Linked DNA regions of Homo sapiens: region 1 is linked to region 2. The links are chromatin loops, found by intact Hi-C in ENCODE. Cell type or tissue: Calu3. All regions are shown on one strand. Each heading gives the region's core, and the rest is flanking DNA. Links, peaks and the distances in the headings are about the cores only.

What was found. Peaks named below come from ENCODE experiments on the same cell type or tissue, not always from the same donor. Only the 100,000 strongest peaks of a DNase experiment are listed, where the experiment ranks them.
Region 1: a loop joins it to region 2, with 5 times the contacts of the local background. A loop is called at or near these places in 11 of 110 quality-filtered maps.

What each region holds. Positions count from the first base shown.
Region 1 is chr14:59,684,398-59,692,734 of GRCh38, forward strand. All of the region lies in intron 3 of RTN1 (reticulon 1), which reads right to left. Among named protein-coding and RNA genes, the nearest start is that of MIR5586, 42 kb to the left of the region's middle. In Calu3, for the core only: a CTCF peak has its summit at 4,207 (motif pointing left); a DNase peak (open chromatin) is centred at 4,224.
Region 2 is chr14:59,503,250-59,511,586 of GRCh38, forward strand. It overlaps JKAMP (JNK1/MAPK8 associated membrane protein), which reads left to right. Exons shown (of 7, transcript NM_016475.5): 7 at 605-2,161. The coding sequence ends at 823. CCDC175 (coiled-coil domain containing 175) reads right to left here. Exons shown (of 20, transcript NM_001164399.2): 19 at 7,397-7,559; 20 at 1,818-2,066. The coding sequence ends at 1,990. It also overlaps a transcript of L3HYPDH not described here. Among named protein-coding and RNA genes, the nearest start is that of JKAMP, 23 kb to the left of the region's middle. In Calu3, for the core only: a CTCF peak has its summit at 4,274 (motif pointing right); a DNase peak (open chromatin) is centred at 4,272.

The sequences.
Region 1 (8,337 bases), core at 214-8,213, 180 kb after region 2:
TCCACAGGATGGTTCTAAAATTTATGGCAATAAACAGAATTATTGTATTATCATGACTTAGATATTATTTTCTATAAAAATAAGAAGCATGTTTAGACTCAAAGAAAGGAAACTGTGATCTCGTATCACTAAATCCCCTACCACTCAACAGAAAAAAGCTGTAGGCATTAAGATTCAATAAATTCTCTAATTTCACTTTTCTTCATGCTTTATAGGTCATATTCAGCTACTACAATTTCTTATGTTTTATACTGTATTCCATCCTCTTCCCTGAATTTAGTTTTGTTAGGATTACCTCCTTGAGATTTTTTTTATATGGGGTACTTGAGCAATAAAGTTGCAAAGTTTAAATGTCAGAAAATATCTTGATTTTGCTTATACGAATAATAGTTTGGGTGGGTATAGAAGTCTAAGTTCAAAATAGTTTTCTCCATAGAAATCTGAAATCATTCTGTACTGTCTTCTCATGTACAGTGCTGCTGATGAGAAATATAATACGTGCCTGATTCTCATCTCTTCAGTCCTTGTTCTCCATTCTTTATTCTCTCCACTCTGAAAATTTTAAAAAGTAACTTTATCCCATGATCAAGTGGGATTCATCCCAGGGATGCAAGAACGGTTCAACATATGCAAATCAATAAATGTAATACATCACATTAACAGAATGCAGGATAAGACCCATATGATAATTTTAGTAGATGCAGAAAAAGCATTTAATAAAACTTAATATGCTTTCATGATGAAAACTCTCAACAATTAGGAATGTACCTCAACACAATAAAGGCCATATATGACAAACTCACAGCTAACATCATACCGAACGGGAAAAGTTGAGAGCTTTTCTTCTGAGACCTGGAACAAGACAAAGATGACCACTCTTGTCACTTCTGTTCAACACAGTACTAGAAGTTTGAGCCAGACCAATTAGGAAAAGAGGAAGAAATAAAAGGCATCCAAATCTGAAAGGAAGAAGCTAAATTGTCTCTCTTTGAAGACAACATGAACTTGTATATAGAAAAGTCTGAAGACTCCACCAAAAAAACTGTTAGATCTAATAAATGAATTTAGTAAAGTTGCAGGAAACAAAATCACATACAAAAATGAGTAGCATTTCTATACATTAACAGTGAATTATCTGAAAAATAAATCAAGAAAATATTCCCCTTTACAATAACTACAAAAACATATTAGGAATAAATTTAACCAAGGAGGTTAAATGTATATCTCTACACTAAAGACTGTAAAACATTGATGAAAGAAATTGAAAAAGACACAAATAAATGGAAAAAGATCTCATATTCATGAATTAGAAGAATTAATATTGTTAACATGTCCATCCTACCCAAAAGCAGTCTACAGATTCAACACAATCCCTGTCAAAATACCAATGACCTTCTTCAAAGAAATAGAAAAAACAAACCAGAAATCTGTGTGTGACCACAACAGATCCCAAATACCTAAAGCAATCCTGAGCAAAAAATAACAAAGCTGGAGGCATCACACTACCTGACTTCAAAATGTACTACTATAAAGCTATAGGAACCAAAACTGCATGGTACTGGCATAAAAACAGACAGATAAACCAATGGAACAGAATAGAAAGCCCAGAGATAAATCCATGCATTTATGGCCAACCAATTTTTGACAAAGGTGCCAGAAACACACAGCGGGGAATGAACAGTCTCTTCAATAAATGGTGTTGGGCAAACTGGATTTCCACAGGCAGAAAAGTGGAAAATTGTTATCTCTCACCATATACAAACATCCAGTCAAAATACATTAAAGACTTAAACATAACACTTGAAACTATGAAACTACTAGAAGAAAATTTAGGGAGAAAGCTCTGTGACACTGGCCTGGGCGATTATTTTTTTGGATATGACCTCAAAAGCACAGGCAACACAAACAAAAACAAAAAAATGAAATGATATCGAATTTAAAAAACTTCTGCAAAGCAAAGGAAACAGTCAACAGAATGAAGAGACTACCTACAGAGTAGGAGAAAATATCTGCAAACTATACCTCTGATAAGGAGTTACTATTCAAAATGTATAAGGATTGTTTTCCAAGATGGTGAATGTTAAAGCATGTCTCAGCCAGTTGGAAATAGCAAGATACTGCATTAAGACAGTGCATAAAGATAAGCTTTAATTCACAAAGTAAATGAGAATCCACTAGATTTATGAAGGACACCCCAGATCTCTAGGAGGAAAACGTGGGCAAACAGCCCTCGTGACAGTGTCTGTCTGATAAACATAAGTGAAGCCCCAGCACATGAGAGGAGCAGAGAGCCTCCTCTGTGACTCACCTTTCCACTGGGGATCTGAGCAGCCCAGGTTAAGGAACAGCATTATGTTTCTCCAAGCCCTGGAGGTAACTTGGGGAAAGGCTTGGAAATGCTATGAGGGAAAGACGCTGGGAAAAGCTGCAGACATTTTCTGAGGCCTGGAACCAAGAACAGGACACCATTTTTAATCCAGGCACATTCAAAGGCAGCCATTCTTTAGTGACCTGGCAGCATGGCCACTTAGGCATTTTATAATAGTCTTAGGTCAGAGACTGAAGTGCCTGCTCTGGAGTTGGGTAGTGGCCTCTGCAACCAGAGCTATGGAAAGTGCCTCAGCAGGAGGTGCTGGAATTGTGCTTTCTCCTGTTGCAGGCCCGGGGTGGGAGGAGAGCCGCTACAGCTGCATCTCATCTGGGTGATGAGACTTGTAAGCCAGGGCTAGCTTGGCAACCTGGAACCAGTCTGCACGTGTCATTGCTGGGTGTCCCAGCCTGCTCCCCTGAGATCATGGTGGCAGGGTCCTCTCTGCTCCATCCCCAGGCAGAAATCCAGGCATTTGGAGCATCTGCTTGCCTGCGCCAGCAGTCTGAGCCACCCCACCCTTCATGGATATAGATCATGGTGCAGAAGGACCCTCTCCACTCCATGCCTAGGCAGATCTCCAGGAATTCAGAGCACCCCCTTGCCTGGATCAGTAGTCGGAGCCAGCCTATCCTTCCTGTGCATAGATCATGGTATGAGGGGCCCTCTCTGCTCTACATGTAGGCAGATCTCCAGGCATTCAGAGCACCTGCTCCCAAAGACTAGTAGCTTGAGTCAGCCCATCCTTCCTGTGCAGAGATCCTGGTACAGCAGGCGTCTCTCCATTTTATGCCCAGGTGGATCTCCAGGCATTTGGAGCTTCTGCTCACCTAGTTCAGCAGCCTAAGCTGCCCTACCTTTCCTGTGCAAAGGTGCAGACACAAGTTCAAAGAGGTTCCTTCCACTTCACATCCAAGCAGATCTCCAGGCATTCAGAGCACTCACTTACCTGGATTAGCATCCTGACCCATTGTACCATTCCTATACAGAGATCCTGGTACAGGGGGGTCCTCTTCACTTCATGCCCAGGCAAATCTCCAAGCATTTGGAGCACCTGCTTGCCTGGTCAGCAGCCTGAGTCATCCTATCACTCATGTGCAGAGATCTTGGTGAAGGGGGGCCTTCTCTGTTTCATGCCCAGGCAGACCTCCAGGCATACAGAGAGCCTGTTTGCCTAGGATTGGCAGCCTGAACCACCCCACCATTCCTGTGAAGAGATATTGCTAAAGGGGCACCCTCTGTGCTCTCTATGCCCAAGCAGATATCCAAGAATCTTGAGCACCTGCTCATGTAGAACAGAAGCCTGAGCTGCCCCACTATTCTAGGCAGAGATCCTGGTGCACAGGGGCCCTCTCTACTCGATGCTCAGGCAGATCTCCAGGCATTCAAAGCACCTGTTCTCCTGGATTAGCAGCTAGAGCCACCCCACCTTCTTTGTGCAGAGATTCTGGTGCAGTAGGGTCCTCTACGGTCCATTCCCAGGCAGATCTCCAGCCATCTGGAACACTCACTCTCCTGGATTAGGAGTTTCAGCCACTCCCCACCACCATGCAGAGACCTTGAGGCCTAGGAGGTTTCCCAGCTCCAAAACTAGGCACACCTCTGGGTACGTGGTGGCTGCCCACTGGGTTCTCCTTTGGCGCTGGTGCTCGTGCATGCCATCAGAGGGCCTGTAAAGCCTGCCTAGTCCAACCCCACCCATTTGCCACCTGTCCCACCCCTTCCAGGGCTGAGCAGGGAGCTCAGACCAATGTGCACACCATAAACCAGCCCATTGCTTGAGGCAACAGAGAACTTCTCCCGGTAAGCAAGGCTATACCCAGCCACATTGGCCACAGACAGCTCCTACCCATAGGCACCATCTACTGGCTTGAGGTTGAACTGCACAGCCCAAGATAAGACCTGTCAGCAGAAGTGCATAGGGCTATAGAAGCAAAGCCAAAATATACTACCCAGCCTTCTCTGTAATCACATCCTCCAGGGAGGGGGTGAAAGGGAAAGGGAAAGAAAGAAAACAACAATAATATTATAGGGAAAGACAGAAAAAGAAAAAACCCCAACCACACAAAAATAATGACAAAAATTAGAAACGCCAGCATTTCCAGATGGGAAGGAACAAATGCAAGAATTCCAGCACTATGACAAATCTGAATGCAGTTACACCACCAAAAGATTACACTAGCTCTCCAGCTATGGTCCCCAACCAAAATGGAAACTCAGAAATGACACGTAAAGAATTAAAAGCATGGTTGCAAGGAAGCTCAACAAGATCCACGACAAGGTTGAAAATCAACACAATGAAACTTCTTAAGCAATCCAGGAAATGTAGGAAGAGATAAATATCTTAAAAAAAACCAGAACTTCTATAATTGAAAAACTCATTTAAGAAATTTCAATATAAAATTGAAAGCTTCATCAATAGACCAGACCAAGCAGAAGAAAGAATTTCAGTGCGTGAAGACCAGTCTTTTTAACTAACACAGTCAGACAAAAATAAAAAAGGTAATTTTAAAAAGTGAACAAAGTCTTTTAGAAATATGGGATTAGGTAAAGTTACTAAACCTATGAATTAGTGGCATTTCTGCAGAGACGGAAAGTCAACAATCTAGAAAACATATTTAAGGGAATAATTCAGAAAAATTTCCTCAATCTTGCTAGAGAGGTAGATATCTGGATACGAGAAATCCAGACAACACCTGTGAGATACTATACAAGATAAACATCATGAAGGCATATAGTCACCAGACTGTCAAAGGTCAACACTAAAGAAAAAATCTTAAAGCCAGCTGGAAAAAAGGGTCAGAACATGTATAAAGAGAACCCCATCAGCTAACAGCGGACTTCTCAGCAGAAACCTTACAAACCAGGAAAGATGGGGAGCCTATTTTTAGCATTCTTAGAGAAAAGAAATTCCAACCAAGAACTTCATATCCCACCAAACTAAGCTTCATAAGTGAAGGAGAGATAGATTTTTTCCAGACAAACAAGCACTAAGGGAATTCACTACTATTAGACCAACCTTACAAGCGATCTTTGAGAGAGTTCTAAACATAAAAGCAAAAGAATGAATGATACCTGTTACCACAAAAATAAACTTAAGTACACAGCCCACAGACCCTATAAAGCAGCTACACAATAGAAACTACAAAGCAACCAGCTAACAACTTCACAACAGGATCAAAACCTCACATATCAATATTAATCTTGAATGTAATTTCCTTTTTTTTTTTTTGGTAGAGATGGGATCTTGTTATGTTGAACAGGATGGTCTTGAACTCTTGACCTCAAGTTATACTCCTGCCTTGGCCTCCCAAAGTGCTGGGATTACAGGCATGATCCACCACACACAGCCTTAACCTAGAATGCAAATGCCCTAAACACCTCACTTAAAAGGCACAGAGTGGCAAGTTGAATTTTTAAAAAAGTACATCAGTCTGCTGTCTTCAAGAGACCCATCTCACACATAATGACACAGATAGGATCAAAGGAAAGGGTCAAAGAAAGATCTATCATGCAAAAGGAAAACAAAGAGCGGAGGTGGGGGGGGGTCATTATCCTTATATCATATAAGAATAAAAAAGGGCAAAAATGGCATCACATAATTATAAAGCATTCAATTCAACTAGAAGCTTAACTATCCTAAATATATATGCACCCAACATTGGAGCACCCAGATTCATAAAATAAGTACTTCTAGACCTACAAAAGACTTAGCCACATAAATAATAGTAAGGGACTTCAAAACCCTACTGACAGTATTAGATAATAGAGGCAGAAAACTAATGAAGAAATTCTGGGCTTAAATTCAACATTTGACCCACTAGGCCTAATAGACATCTACAGAATACTCCAACCACCAACCACAGGATATATATCGTTCTCAGCTGGACAAGAAACATACTCCAAGACTGACCACATGTTTGGCCATAAAGCAAGTCTCAATAAATTCAAAAAAATCTAAATCATACCACCCATACTCTGGACCACAGTACAGGAAAAATAAAAATAAACACCAAGAAGATCTCTCAAAACCATATAACTGCATGGAAATTAAACAACTTACTCCGAATGACTTTTGGGTAAAGAACAAAATTAAGGTATAAAGAAAAAAAATTTTTGAAATAAATGAAAACAGAGACACAGCATACCAAAATTTGTGGAATGGAGCAAAACCAGCACTAAGAAGAAAGTTTAAGGTGCTAAATGCCTACCTCAGAAAGGCAGATATCAACTTAACAATCTAATATCCCACCTACAGGAACCAAAAAAGTGAGAACAAAGTAACCCAAAAGCTAGAAGAGGAAAAGAAATAACTAAAATCAGAGCAGAACTGAACAAAGTTGAGACCCAAAAATCCATGCAAACCTAACAAACCCAAAAGTTGGATTCTTGAAAACATAAACAAAATTGATAGCCCACTAGCTAGATTACCACAGAAAAAGAGAGAGAAGATCCAAATAAGCACAATCAGTAGCAAAAAAAGTTACATTACAACTGATCCCACAGAAATATAACAAATCCTCAGAGACTATTATGAACACTTCTATGCACACAAACAAGAACATCTAGAGGAAATGGATACATTTCTGGAAACACACAACCTCCCAAGACTGCATCAGGAAGAAACTGAAACCCTGAATACACCAATATCAAGTTCTGAAGTTGAAGTTAGTAATTAAAACATGTACCAACCAAAGCCCCAGACCAGACTGATTCACACCCAAATCCTACCAGACATACAAAGAACAGCTGGTACCAATTCTACTGAAACTATTCCAAAACATCGAGGAGGGGGGACTCCTCCCTAACTCATTCTATAAAGACACCATCACCCTGATATCAAAACCTGGCAAAGACACAACGAAAAAAGAAAACTACAGACCAAATATTACTGATAAACATAGATGCAAAAATCCTCAGCAAAATAATAGCAAATCAAACCCAGCAGGTCATCAAAAAATTAATTCACCAAAATCAAGTGGGCTTTATTCCTGGGACACTGGGTTGATTTAACATATGTGCATTAATAAATATGATTCACTACATAAACAGAATTAAAAACAAAAACCATCTAATCATCTCAATAGACACAGAAAAAGCTTTGGATAAAATCCAACATTGCTTTATGATAAAAACTCTCAAAAAACTAGAAGCATCAAAGGAACATACCTCAAAATAAAAAGGGCCATCTCTGACAAACACACAGCCAACATCATATTGAACAGGCAAAAGCTGGAAGCATTACCCCTGAGAACTGGAACAAGAAAAGGATGCCCATTCTCACCACTCCAATATAGTACTGGAAGTACTAGCCAGAGCAAACAGACAAAAGAAAGAAATAAAAGACATTCAAACAGGAAAAAGGAAGTCGAACTATCTCTCTTTGTAGACAATATGATTCCATACCTAGAAAACCCTAAAGACTCTGCCAAAAGACTTCTGGAACTGATAAATGACTTCAGTAAAGTTTCAGGATACAAATTCCATGTACAAAAATCAGTAGCATTTCTATACATCAATAACATTCAAGCTGAGAGCCAAATCAAGAATTGCTTCAAAAAATTAAAATACCTAGGAACACATCTAACCAAAAAGGTGAAAGATCTCCACAAGGAGAACTGCAAAACACTGCTGAAAGAAATTATAGATGACATTAAAAAATGGAAAAGTATTTCATGCTCATGGATTGGAAGAATCAATATCATCAAAATGGCCATACTGCCCAAAGCAGTCTATAGATTCAATGGTATTCCTAGGAGCTACCAATGACATCTTTCATAGATCCAGAAAAAATGATTCTAAAATTCATATGGAACCAAAAAGAGCCTGAAGAGCCAATGCAATCCTAAGCAAAAAGAATAAAGCTGGAAGCATTATATTGCCCAACTTCAAACTATACTGTAAGGCTATAGTAACCAAAACAGCATGGTACTGGCACAAAAATAGACATATATAACAATGGAACAGAA
Region 2 (8,337 bases), core at 267-8,266:
TTAGTAACTAACCTGTTGCAAATTACGTTTTAATGTGTTTATTAGCACATTTAGATATTTTGTATTTCATTCTTCTAATTTCTGCATAGCATACAGGTGTATTAAGGATTAAAAGAAAATCAGAGTGTTCATGTGTCATTTCTGCCCCCTTACTATTCATGCAGCAGGCTCCAGGAATGTTAGAGGTTAAGGAGGTTGGGTTTCTGTACCTCCTATTTCCCACCTGTAGATCCATAGCAACAGTGGATCAGGGCAGGAAGCAAGCACATAAAGTGGAGTTTCCCTTCTAGTTCGTATCTTTGAGAAGAAACTATAGTGTTTCCAGGAGTGAATGATGGCATAGACTAGGACTTAAGAGACATGATGACGTAGCTTTCGTCTGGGTGCCTCTACTGAGTGCTTATATGACCTTAGGAGCCTCACTTTCCTCATCTATAAAGTGGAGTGGCTAGACTGAGTGATTTCTTAAGTCTTTTTTAGCTCAAACATTTTATGATTCTGAGATTATAAATAATACATTTTATATTAAGTTATATTAAATTACCCAGCTGACTTAGCCTGATAATCTGTATTTCTCTTTTCTTTCTTTTACAAAATTATATAGAACTGCTATGATCTTCTGGTCAGAAAGAAAAGACTTATTGTTCTCTTCAGCCACTGGTTACTTCATGCCTATGGAATAATCTCCATTTCCAGAGTGGATAAACTTGAGCAAGATTTGCCCCTTTTGGCTTTGGTACCTACACCAGCCCTTTTTTACTTGTTCACTGCAAAATTTACCGAACCTTCAAGGATACTCTCAGAAGGAGCCAATGGACACTGAGTGTAGACATGTGAAATGCCAAAAACCTGAGAAGTGCTCCTAATAAAAAAGTAAATCAATCTTAACAGTGTATGAGAACTATTCTATCATATATGGGAACAAGATTGTCAGTATATCTTAATGTTTGGGTTTGTCTTTGTTTTGTTTATGGTTAGACTTACAGACTTGGAAAATGCAAAACTCTGTAATACTCTGTTACACAGGGTAATATTATCTGCTACACTGGAAGGCCGCTAGGAAGCCCTTGCTTCTCTCAACAGTTCAGCTGTTCTTTAGGGCAAAATCATGTTTCTGTGTACCTAGCAATGTGTTCCCATTTTATTAAGAAAAGCTTTAACACGTGTAATCTGCAGTCCTTAACAGTGGCGTAATTGTACTTACCTGTTGTGTTTCAGTTTGTTTTTCACCTATAATGAATTGTAAAAACAAACATACTTGTGGGGTCTGATAGCAAACATAGAAATGATGTATATTGTTTTTTGTTATCTATTTATTTTCATCAATACAGTATTTTGATGTATTGCAAAAATAGATAATAATTTATATAACAGGTTTTCTGTTTATAGATTGGTTCAAGATTTGTTTGGATTATTGTTCCTGTAAAGAAAACAATAATAAAAAGCTTACCTACATAAAATTTCAATGTTTTGACACTTAATTGTTGTTTGGCACAATAGTATGGAAGTAATTCAAACTGGTAAATAGTTTCCTCTCATATCTCGGGTATATATACATACCATATTTTATTGATCCAGAGATACTTATTTCACTTTGTGACATCTCTGAATTAGGATGCATCTTACAACTGATGGCTTATTAGATTTAATGAAATACAGAAGATACACAGAATAAAAAGGGTTTTCCTGTGGTTGGTTTGTGGTTTGTGATAGGTGTTCTGTGATGTTTATGCTTTGAAGGCCTTAAGACTCATGGTTGCAACCATGGAAGCAAAATGAAATTTTTAGCTCTTAACCTAACAACCTGACCATGTTTATCCATTTTTATTGTTTAGAAGTTTATTTACTGATACTTGGTGGAGGTTGTGTGAATTAGTTAAATTTTAAATGTTTAAGACTTCTATTAACAGCTGCAAAATATGAAAGTAAGTGCACTCACTTTTCCTGTAGTAGTCTGTCTTTTGAATTCACAGCAGTTGTATCCTTGAGTTACTTTGTTAATGTATTTTTCTCAGTACATTTAACCACTGGGAAATGAACCCTTGTACGAATGTGTTTCTTCTTCTCTGTAGGAATAAAAAATAAATATAAAAATTTTATTTGTATTGCACACATTTGGGGGGTTATTAGTGTTCATTAAAATTCTGAGTTGCCCAAAGAATCCTCAATTGAGTAATTGTATAATCGGGGTAGAGTAGGGAGGGGTGTCATGTGTCTGATTACTAGGACTATATCTTCTGGTCCACTTGGGGCCATTTTTACAATCATTTTTTTCATATGTCCTGTTCTAGCAGAAAAGTATATATGCAAAAGAAGAAATTACAATTACAAGGCCTCACGGGCAAATAATTTCCACAATACTTAATATGTATCTGCATTTTTAATTTGCTTTGGTAAAAATAAGACTAGAACAACTTATAGCCACTGTAGTTGCTAATTTTACTAAATAATTTGTTAAAACGTGGTCATAAGAAATTTAAAAATCAACCCTTGTCTTTGTTAAGTTTTGACTTAGGCCCTTGTAGCACATCACAATCCTTATCACTACAGTGTATGGTACTTTTGCTAACCAGTCCTGAAGAGGTAATTTAAAAGTCAAAATACAGGTTGAATATCTCATATTCAAAAATGCTTGAGACCAGAAGTGTTTCGAATTTCGGGTATTTTCAGATTTTGGAATATTTGCATTATACTTACAGTTCAGTATCCGTAATCCTAAAATCTGAAATCTTAAATTCTCAAAGAGGATTTTCTTTGAGCGTCATATTGGTGCTGAAAAAGCTTTGAGTTTTGGAGCACTTTGGATTTTTGGATTTTCAGACCAGGGATACTAAATCTGTGTTTTCTTGATTAATTTGGGTCAGTTAGTTGATAAATTTAATAACTACCTTGTTATATATTTGTCTAAAACTATTAGTTTGCGAGACTATTGCACATTGAAGCCATCTGGAGAGATTTAAAAAAATAATGCCTGGGCCCCACACCCAGAGATTCATGTTGAATTGGTCTGTGTTTGAGCACAGGGATTTTTTTTTTTTTTTCTTTTTTTTTTTTTGAGACAGTGTCTCGCTCTGTCACCCAGGCTGAAAGTGCAGTGATGCGATCTCGGCTCACTGCAACCTCCACCTCCTGGGTTCAAGTGATTCTCATGCCTCAGCCTCCCAAGCAGCTGGGATTATAGGTGCCCGCCATGACACCCAGCTAATTTTTGTATTTGTAGTAGAAATGGGGTTTCACCCTGTTGGTCAGGCTGGTCTTGCACTCCTGACCTCAAGTGATCTGCTCACCTCAGCCTCCCAAAGTACTGGGATTAGAGGCATGGGCCACCACACCCAGCTGAGCACAGGGGTTTTTTAAAATCTCCAGGTGATTCTAATGTTTGAGAACCACTGATCTAAACTCCTCCTATTTCAGATCTTAATTTTTCCAAGAGACAAGTACTAGGCAAATGATTTTCTTTCTTCTCACTGAAATTTTGATTCTGCTTTAATTATAAGGAGGTGTTTTTCTAGACTTAATCAAAATGTAGATGATTGTATCAAGCCCCTCATCACAATAACAGAGATAACTTTGACAGTTATATACATTGATTTTTTTAATGTTTCTTTTAAAGTACCTCATCCTAAAAATGTCTTCCATAGCCCATGTATCAATATATTTGGTTAATACACAAATTATTTATGTAACCTAACATAATATATGATGTAATACTCAAGGACTTTTGTAATTTTAAGACAAAATTCTTTTTACTTTAAAAATAACTGTACTAAGTTACTGTTTAGCTTACATATACACTAAGAATTAACTTATTTACCTTTGATTTACAAGAAATAAAATTAAGGCAAAAAGTAAGTTTTTAGTAATTAGTTTTCAGGAAGAAGTCTGGCCTTTAATGTTCTGACAAGCCTATTCCACACTTGCTGGTTGGTTCCCCCAGCAGATCTCCACTCAGCCTTGCTACTTGGCAGTTCTTGACCAGCTTATGTCTGTGCTTCTCCTTTGGGAAGATATCCCTGTGTACTCCAACATCCAATAAGACACAGCTTTACCCTCTGATAGCCACTTTCTAGAAGGAATCCAATGTATTTTCATCAGCTCTTCAATTGTCTTGTTTCTCACAGGGTATGCACTTTAAGGTTCAGGGCCTGGAGTTTATTCAACTTTGTCACTGTAACATCTGCTCCAGTGTCAGGCTCCAAAGTGCCCAATGTTAATGAAGCTAGTGCAGTGATCCTGGAGAGGGCAGGACCTGCAGGGCTGCAGTGACTATCATGGCCAGAAGAGGACAGTAGAGGGGTGCTGAACTGAGATAAGGGCTTCTCCAGAAGTCCTGTGGCAGAACCCATTCAACAGGGAACATTCAAAAGCTGGGAGGTTACAGGTGGCTCAGAGATGGCCAAGGACTTGAATAGTAAATTCAGATTTTACTATCACCTCTCCAGGAGGGTGGTAGGTTTCAGGGATCTGATGAGTGCCTAATATGGGTCTGGTGTTTTATAACTCCTGTTAGTTTTATCAGTGGTATTTTACAACTGGGGAGACTGAGGAGTGGAGGTTAGATAACATGTAAGAAGCAGAGCTTAGCTGGCATGGTGGCTCACACCTGTAGGGAGCTGAAGGCCTGTGGGATGTGACCAACTCAGCATTCCGCTGGAGGCTATATGACCAAACAGCAAACTGTTTATCATGAACGCAGGATGTGAGCAAACTCACACTGCCTTGCCACCAAAAGGTTTGCTGAGGGCCTCACTCCCTGGCACTGGGTTCCTTGAAGTTACCTATTGAGAAATCTAGTGCCTATTGTTCTAAGAATGCAGTCTTACAAGCCTGCTGTGAATCAAGCTGCTGGCGGACAATCACCCCCGACCCCCCACACACCTCACTATCTCTTTTGCTTAATAAATACAGAGGGCTGTGTAAAGTTCAGGGCACTTGTCCACTAGAGGCAAGGTGCCCCCTGACCCCTTCTTCCAAATATACTCTCTTGTCTTTGTCTTTTATTCCCGCGTTCGCCCCGCTTTGTTTAGTCCAATAGGTCCATGGCACACACATATAATCCCAGCACTTTAGGAGGCTGAGGCAGGAGGATTGCTTGAGCTCAGGAGGTCAAGACCAGCCTGGTCAACATGGCATAACCTCGTCTCCAAAATACACACACACACACACACACACACACACACACACACACTGCAGCCAGGCACAGTGGCACGTGCCTGTAGTCCCTGCTACTTGGGAGACTGAGGTGAGAGGATTGCTTGAGACTGGGAGGCAGAGGTTGCAGTCCAACCTGGGCAACAGGGTGAGAGGCCCTGTCTCAAAAAAAAAAAAAAAAAAAAGAGAGAAAAGCAAGTAATCCTGGCTGCTATGGTCTGAGAGTTTGTGTCTCCTCCAAAATTCCTATGTTGAAACAATCTCCAGTGTGTATTAGGTGTGGCCTTTGGGAGGTGATTAGGTCTTGGGATTCGTGCCCTTATCAAAGAGGCCCCAAAGTGCTGCCTTACCCCTTAAATGATTTGAGGACACAATGAGGAAGCACCATTCTATGAACCAGAAAGTGGGCCCTCAGCAGAAGCCAAACCTGCCAGTGCCTTGATCTTGGACTTCCCAGCCTCCAGAACTGTGATAAATAAATTCGTGTTATTTATAAGCTACCCAGTGTACAGAATGTTATGGTAGCCCGAACGAACTAAGACAGTGCCTGGCTCCATTGCTATAGCAAGTTCTGCATAAACAGCCTCTGCTTATTCTCATTTGGGTGGTCTTTTTATTTACACACTGCCAGTCTCTACTTGTCATAGATTATCCATCAGACCTCAAAATATATGAAAAAGGAAATATGATATTAGTAATTCAGTGAAACTTTCTCTAAGAGTCTATTTAAATTTGTTGCAACACAAAGATTCCATCGGGTTTCAGATAAAAACAGAAGATTAATTCATGTGAAGACAGTGCCCTTGACACTTACAGATGATTTAGCTCTCAAAATTTTGCTTGATCTATAGTTGGAAGGAATGGTCTGGCCTAGCAAAGGAAATACAAATAGAAGCAAGGCCCACAAAGGATCCTTTATGCATTCGTACATCATAAGTATCACCAGGCTCATCATGATCACCAGGCAGGACCATCAAAATGACTTTGCAGCTAAGAGGGTTTACCCACAAAGTTCTTCATTGGCCACTGAAACGTTATTTCTTCTGTCAAGCAATGCCCCAGAACACAGGTTTTCCCAAATACTGGAATGTTTTTAATCTTATCACTATCCCTCTTTTTACATTTATTTTAAGACAGGGTCTCACTCTGTCATCCAGGCTGGAGTGCAGTGGCACAATCATGGCTAACTGCAGGCTCGACCTCCCAGGCTCAAGCAATTCTCCCATCTCAACCTTCCGAGTAGCTGAGGCAGAGGCACTACCATACCCTGCTAACTTTAAAATTATTTTTGTAGAGACAGGGTCTCATTATGTTGCTCAGGCTGGTCTCGAACACTTGGTCTCAAGCAATCCTCCTGCCTCAGCCTCCCAAAGTGCTGGGATTATAACCATGAGTCACTGCATGCAGCTCTTTTTACTTTTATCCCATTTTACTTTCTACATCCTACCTTCAAAATTGCTTATCTAGTGATTATGCTCTTTAAAATTAAGCCTTGATAAGCACAAATAGATTTGTACACTTGCCAGATGACAGTATTCTTGTTTCATCACTCCATCTCTCTTCTAAACTCTGTTCTCTTTCCTTCTCCCAAGCTCCCTCTACCCCCACATCCCATCTTCCCAGATGATTCTGTCACTGGGACCTCTGGGCTGTACCTGTGCAAGGACTCACCTTCAATTCTCACCACTGCCCTAATCTGGAGAGTTCTGTGGCTATGTCTAACATGACATTATTGTGGGGATTGAGGATGAAGCTGATACGCCTCTGGAGAGACTGGACTGCTTGCTCATGAGTCAAGCATGTTAGATATGATGTGTTAACATCTCAGAAGCCCCCGCAGCCATCACTAGATTTTTCTGAGAAGGTAACAGTTGCTATTTTTAATGCTAAACTCAGTTCAGGAAGAAAATGTAAAATTATATTCAACTTCTGTTTAAGAAGACTAAAAAATGTGTAAAAGAGTTTAAAAAGCCTTCTCTGGAAAAATGTTTAAAATAAACTTTTTAAAAAAATTATAAAGAAGATTTAGTTATCTAGAAAATTCTCTTAGGTGAAAGGCAGAATTGGATAACACTACAAGAGTATTCAACCCCAAATAAGTATCAATGTTCAATTGAATGTTTGTGGCATAATTGGGGATAACTAAGTCACTTAGTTGACACGTTTTTTCTTCTTTTGATGTTACCAGCTATATAGTAAAATAGCAGGAAGTCCCATGTTACCAAAGCTCTAAGCTGTTGCTTACTAAGAAGGTCCATTGGTGATTCCTGTTCCACAAGCAAACGCAGCCCTTCAAGACTCCCTCGTAGCCATGTACTGACATGCTGCATTTTTTCATCTCTTTCACGCAGCTTGTCTGTTAGATTGTTTATGTCTTGCAAGGTCTCTTCACCATTGTCCACCAAGATCTAAAGAAATGGCATTTTAGGCTGTGTCAATATAAATTGCTACAACATAAATAAATACACATTCTAAGTGGATCATGTCCAAAAAAAAATATTATATATGCATAATTGGTATCAGTCATAAAAATAAGTGCTTGTGTACACAGCCAATTCACAAAGTTCTGTACATAATCTTGGAAAAATGGATTATGAAGTGAGAAGAATAATGGAATGCTCACTGAACTCAAATTTTTAAGTGGATAATGGTAGCCATGGTGGTGGCAGCATAAAAAGCTAGTTTCACCCTCAGAGAAGCACAGAGCTGAAGAGATTCAGCCTAACAGAAGGAACTTTGGAATCAGGCAGGATCTGGGTTGTAAATTCCCATACGTTCATGAACTGTTTGGTCTTGGACAAGTTACATAAACCCTCTGGGCCTCCGCAGCTCCATGTGAAAAAGACATTTTAACGCTTTCCTAGTCCAGTGTTTTAATACTTAAATGAGGATTATGTGTAAACTTTAAATACTTAGAAAGTGGCAGAGCCAGGATTTTGACCCCAGCCTATCTGACTCTGAAGTGGGGAGGGTGCAGATGTTGCACTGGTAAAACATGAAGAGGTAAGGAGTCCAGAACTGACAACTTTGTCCTGAACCAAAATGTGTTCATTTGGGGCATGCAAAAAACAGTCTTTCCCACCTTATCTGAGTGGTAGAGTGGGAAGACAGTTTCCCAAAGAATTAAGATTTCATAGTGATATTTGGTAAAAAAAAAAAAAAAAAAAGACACATTTTAGGAGGTGG